Regions from separate parts of the Homo sapiens genome. Here region 1 is linked to region 2. Evidence: chromatin contacts called from ENCODE Hi-C or POLR2A ChIA-PET data. All regions are on one chromosome and are shown on one strand. Each heading gives the region's core, a stretch centred on a gene start or an enhancer-like site at or near the end of the contact. The rest is flanking DNA. Distances are from core to core; before and after follow the strand shown.

What was found. A loop is a pair of places that touch in the nucleus more often than their neighbours do. ChIA-PET counts read pairs that join two places held with the same protein, here RNA polymerase II (POLR2A).
Region 1: a map of MCF 10A shows a loop between it and region 2 (2.5-fold over the local background). The contact joins two enhancer-like sites. A Hi-C loop is called at or near these places in 1 of 168 maps with a recorded cell type or tissue (MCF 10A). POLR2A ChIA-PET finds 5 or more read pairs at or near these places in 1 of 52 experiments (A673).

Annotation. Positions count from the first base shown.
Region 1 is chr15:91,559,984-91,562,793 of GRCh38, reverse strand. No RefSeq gene overlaps it. Among named protein-coding and RNA genes, the nearest start is that of CRAT37, 98 kb to the right of the region's middle. Within about 2 kb of position 1,318, at least 8 of the 41 ENCODE cell types and tissues checked have a DNase peak (open chromatin) inside an H3K27ac peak, as active enhancers do.
Region 2 is chr15:91,514,168-91,516,959 of GRCh38, reverse strand. No RefSeq gene overlaps it. Among named protein-coding and RNA genes, the nearest start is that of CRAT37, 52 kb to the right of the region's middle. RefSeq lists a silencer at 1-41. Within about 2 kb of position 1,444, at least 2 of the 41 ENCODE cell types and tissues checked have a DNase peak (open chromatin) inside an H3K27ac peak, as active enhancers do.

The sequences.
Region 1 (2,810 bases), core at 69-2,568, 46 kb before region 2:
GAAAGACGGGAGAGCTCAAGAACTCACTAGTCAGGAAGGCATAGGAACCCTATGGAAAAGCGTGCATTTTAAGGAAAGTGTGAATTAGCAGAGGGACAGCATTCAAATGCAAGGCTGTGTGCAAACTTCGAAATGCCTGCTCTCTTGGCTTCTGACTCCCAACTGAGCCCTCCCCTCCTCCCTGGAAAAGACTGAGTGTTATGTCCCAAATGGATGGCCACGGGCTTGTGACCTGAGGAAACTTCTGAAGAGTCCACTTTCAGGGTGCTATGAGTTTGGGGGAGAATCACTACAGTTCTCTCTGAGTGTGGTTCCTTGATCTCTCATTATTTCTGGAAATGCACGCTTTTCTCTGCTCTTCCAAAAGGGCCAAAGAAGGGGCTGGCACCTATGAGATATGGATGGTGTCACTATCGAGCTGCCTGGTCCTCAAAGCTCCCCAAGTGAATTCATCTTGGCTTGCTCAGGACTTTCCCAGTTTTAGCACAGAAATTCCTACTTCCCTAGAAATCCCCAAGTCCTGGGCCAGGTCAGGACAGTTGGTCACCTGACCTTGCCCAGACTCTGCCTAGCATCTTACCAACCCACACCTGCAGACTCAGTCTATTAGTATCATCATTTTACCCCTTCCTCCTATTGTGCAACCCCCTGAATTTCCTAGCATTCCAGCTTTACTGGATGTGCCTCCAAACTCTGTAGGCAGTCTCCTAGAGGCTCAGTCTGTGGACAAAATATCACACGTGTGCAGGCATGATCCATTATGAACAGAGTTCCTTTCTGTGTGTCATCTTATAGAACTTGCCAAGAGCCAGTGCAACAGGCTGGTGGGATGTATAAATATTCTGACTTTACAGTCGAGAAAATTATGACTCAGGTGGAGATGACTTGCTGAAAACAACATAGCTATGATGTGGCAGTATTAGGCCCTCCCTTTTCGAGGTCATGGGCTTGGAACCAACTTCCGTTCAAATCCCAGTTAGGTCATTTCAAGCCGTATGATTTTCCACAAGTTACACAACTTTTCCATGTCTTCATTTCCTCATCTGAAATTTGGAATGGCAACCCAGAATTTATTAAATGAAATAAAATAATGTGCGCACATGACAAACGCTTAGAAAACAATGGCTTTTGGAATACTTGGTAACTGAATCCTGCTTTGTTTCTCGTGGGTAGGAGGCATATTTAAATAAAGGATTCTTTGTCAGAGGAAGAGGTTTAAAACCTTTCTCAACTGAGCTTGAATGGATGAATGAGTCAGAAGAGATGTGTAATCCAAGACTGAGAATAGCAAGACCAAAAGAGAAAAACACGTGCCCCTGCTTAGAATAAACTGGAGGTGAAACAAGAAGGGGCAGCGGTTTGGCAGCACCTTGTAGCCCTTTCCAGGAGCTGCTATTCCCCATCGCTGAGTGACCATTCATTTACGCCATTAAAGCAATCTGTTTCTGACCTGCCAGAAGTCTTCTCTGAGGATCACAGAGCACCCACGATTCTCTTACTGCCTGGAACTCTTCTACCTCTGCCAAAGCTTTCAATCCCCCTTTTATTTACAATAACAAACTAGTGTTAGTGAAGTCTTATCACTTCTGTGTATAAAAAGGCAAAGTGCTTAATACTGGGACAAGTACAGTAAACAACATGTGATTATATATCCCCAGTAATTCCATAATCCAGAACTGTGGCTAACACATTCATCACTATACTTTTTTGTTTTGTTTTTTTTTTTTTTAGATGGAGTCTCACTCTGTCACCCAGGCTGGAGTGCAATGGCGCAATCTCGGCTCACTGTAACCTCTGCCTCCCGGGTTTAAGCAATTCTCCTGCCTCAGCCTCCCAAACAGCTGGGACTACAGGCACATGCCACCATGCCCAGCTAATTTTATGTATTTTTTAGTAGAGGCGGGGTTTCACCGTGTTAGCCAGGATGGTCTCGATCTCCTGACATCATGGTCCTCCCAAAGTGCTGGGATTACAACATCACTATACTTTCTTCCAGTATCTTTTCAGTCTGTCTAAGTACATCTGTGTATATGTCTGAGTGTGTGTGCACGCACCTGTGTTTTTCTGAATAGCTCCTTCCCTTAGTCCTTTCTGCTAATAGCATGGCCACCTTTTTCTTTGGAGATGGGTCTTTTCCTTTGAAACATGAGGACCAGAGAAGGGCTCCCAGTTAGAGAGAGGATCCACCCCGCCAGCTGCCTCAGTGATTGATCCTGATATGGTCATGTGATCCAAGCCAGTCCAGCCTGAGTCCATCCCCAGGAATTGTATAAATCCTTGTGATGGGGAAAGTTGATTTTTCTACCTGGCTTCCTAAAATGAGATAATGTTAGCTCAGATCCATCTTAAACCCAAAAAATAAATTAGCATGTTAAAATAGTTTTTAAAAATTTAGGGGAAGAATTGGAAAGGTTAAAATGTTAAATATTAGACAATTGGAATTGTCTAATAAACAAAGTACCTAACGATGTCCACGGCAATTAATAAGATCATCATAATACTGTCATATTATAATGGCTTTCATGTCATTTGAAGCTCGTTTCAAATGTCACTGTTATGTCTCATGTTGGCCCTGTTACATAAATGCTGCTGGGTGGACCAAAAACATTTTCTTTATTAGATTCCAGAGGCAACTGAATGTTGGTGTTATTAAAGGCAATTTGCATGTATAATTCACAGAATGTTTTGCAATCTTTCTGATTTAATGATTCAGTAGAAATGATCAAATAATCCTCTCATCATACCTGTAGAAGATAAATACAATGATCTATTTTTCCATCATAATTTGTCCTTGAAATATACATTTTTGT
Region 2 (2,792 bases), core at 195-2,694:
TGTCTCATGGCTGGGTAAGTTCTCTCATTCTCTCTCCCAAGAGGATCCAGAGGAAGCTTTTTCACCCCAATAGCTCACAGAATATGATGATTGTTATATAGATCAAATGATGCTAATTGGATCTGGTGACCAAAAAGTATAAAGCACTCTAGATGCCTCAGCAAAACATGTGAAGCCAGAAGATAGGAAACAGACTTTTAGAAAGTTTAGGGGCCTGCCATAATGATAAAAGTCTATTTCTATATTGACTCTATAGACAACAGTCTATTGATCTATAGAAAGTTGACATTTTCCTCTTAAAGTGAGAAAAGGTGCTGAAACTTGCTCCACCCATGATTACAAAAAAGAACCAATGTGTTGGCTTTTGGAGGTCACATATGCTATCTTTTGTTATGTTTCACTAGATACTCCATAAAATCCTTGTATCAATACCACCATTTGTGGGTTAATATAATGCCTTACCCATTGCCATGGATTGCCACTCCACATCATTTCCATCCAGAAAACATGTTTTTCTTTTTTTTTTTTTTTTTTTTGAGACGAGTCTCGCTCTGTCGCCCAGGCTGGAGTGCAGTGGCGTGATCTTGGCTCACTGCAACGTCTGCCTCCCAGGTTCAAGTGATTCTCCTGCCTCAACCTCCCGAGTAGCTGGGATTATAGGCGCCCACCACCATGCCCAGGTAATTTTTGTATTTTTAGTAGAGATGGGGTTTCACCAGGTTGGCCAGGCTGATCTCAAACTCCTGGCCTCAGGTGATCCACTTGCCTTGGCCTCCCAAAGCGCTGGGATTACAGGCGTGAGCCACCGCACCTTGGCCCAGAAAACATATTTTATAACAAAATAAATGCAGGCATAGGCTCATGCCTACAGGATGCTCTGTCTTATGTGCACTCACACGCAGAAGCAGCTTGCTCAACAGAATAGTGGAATGCCCTGCTGAAGGTTCTGTTATAGTGCTAGCCTGGAGACACCAGCTTTCAAGGTTGGAACGCTGTCCTGCAGAATATGGTATATGCCTTAAACCAATGGCCAATATATGGCACTGTCTCCCCCTACAGCAAAAATGCACATGTTTGCGAATCAAAGGACAGAGGTAGGAGTGAGATCTCATAACTAACTTGAAGAATTTTTGCTTCCTGTTCCTGCAAGCTTGAGCTCAGTGGGTTTGGAAATCCTAGTACCAAAGAAGGGAATGCTTCCACCAGGCAACATGGTGATAGTTGTAATTCACTAAAAAAAAAAAATGCCAAATTGGAGATTTCATGGTACTGAACCATCAGGGAAGAGCACAGTGTACACAGTGGACTTATTAACGGGGAAAACTTGAGCTGCTGCTACTCATCGGAGGTCAGGAAATCTGTATCTATGACTCAGAGTATTCACTGGGGCCCATCCAGCTGAGGCGCTGGCAAGAGAAAGGGGAAATGGAGCAGACAGTAGAAGATGACAAATACATGATCCTCAAGTTAGACCATAAAATCAACAACCAAACTGGGGACTATGGCAGCTATGTTTATTACTTATTTCATTTCCCCATTTTCCTTCACTATCCTGTAGTAGAACCTGATAGTGGCTAATGTTTAAAGTTTCAGGTGAAAGTAAAACTGAGTTTATAGCATCCCTTGATGCTATCGTAGCTGGCAGGACTTCACTTGTCCCCTGTGATGAATACAAAATCTTTTCAGCCAGGTTAAGGCAAGAGTAGATGTTGAAGGAAATGGTGTGAGTAGTGACAGACATATTCCATTTGCCTTCCATCCATGCCCCCACGCCTTGCCACTCTGCTCCCTGCTGACCTGGATGAGCTACTACTTCCATCTTACAGAAACTTCATTGGCCTTTGGTTCCTGATTTGTTTTGGCCACAGGGAGCCCCAGCAGGAGAGAGAAGGATAGAAGAGAACGAGGTAGACTCCCTCCCTGCATAGCTGCTTCTTTCTAGATCCGCCTCTCTACACCACCCTCTCCTTTATACTCCATGGACCAAACCCTCCCCTCATCCCTTTGGGCCAATTGGTGATAACAGCTCCGCTGTTACTAGACACAGTGTACTTCCGTCTTCCTTGTAGCCTCTCCTATTCTAATTTGAGGGCATCGTCTTCCTGCTGGGACCCTGACTGCTAGAGGTCGTTTATCTATATTCTCCTTTCTCCTTCCACCCACATGCCTGCAAAACAATGACTCCAATGATCCTAAATGATTCCCTTCTCCCTTCTTTCTTTTGGAGCACATAGCAAGGAATCTTTTTATTCAGTTTAATTTCTTGTAAGAGAAAGGAGGTACTACTCTATCTTATGCTTTTTGCCCAACAAAATCCTACAGGCAGGGAATTATAAGGGCCTTGCTCTCTACTTAGACGAAGTGGGGAGGGAAGGAAGAATCAATACAAATAAATACCTTAAAAATATATCCTGTTATAAGCTTCCCTGGCTGACAATCTGCCTGCTTCCAACCTGGACATGAATGTTCTGCCCCCACTCAGCGGCCTCATCCACAGCCCATTTGGCAGTAAAAACCGAATCAAAGGAGGGCAGATGCATTTCATTGCTATGTCAGCCCTAATTGATTGGCTCCTGATACATGGTATTGGGAACAATTCTGAGGCCTCATCCCAGCTCAGCAGGAAAGAGTACTGTAATCAATTAGGGATGCCTATCCTGGGAGGTGACCAGAGGTACAGCAGCCAGAGCTATGTGTTTATTATTCCCCATCTAATCTCTCCCTCCATCTCAGCAGCAACCCCTTTCTTGGCTAGTTAACCCTCAGGTGTTCAAGAGGCCATTTCTCTCATA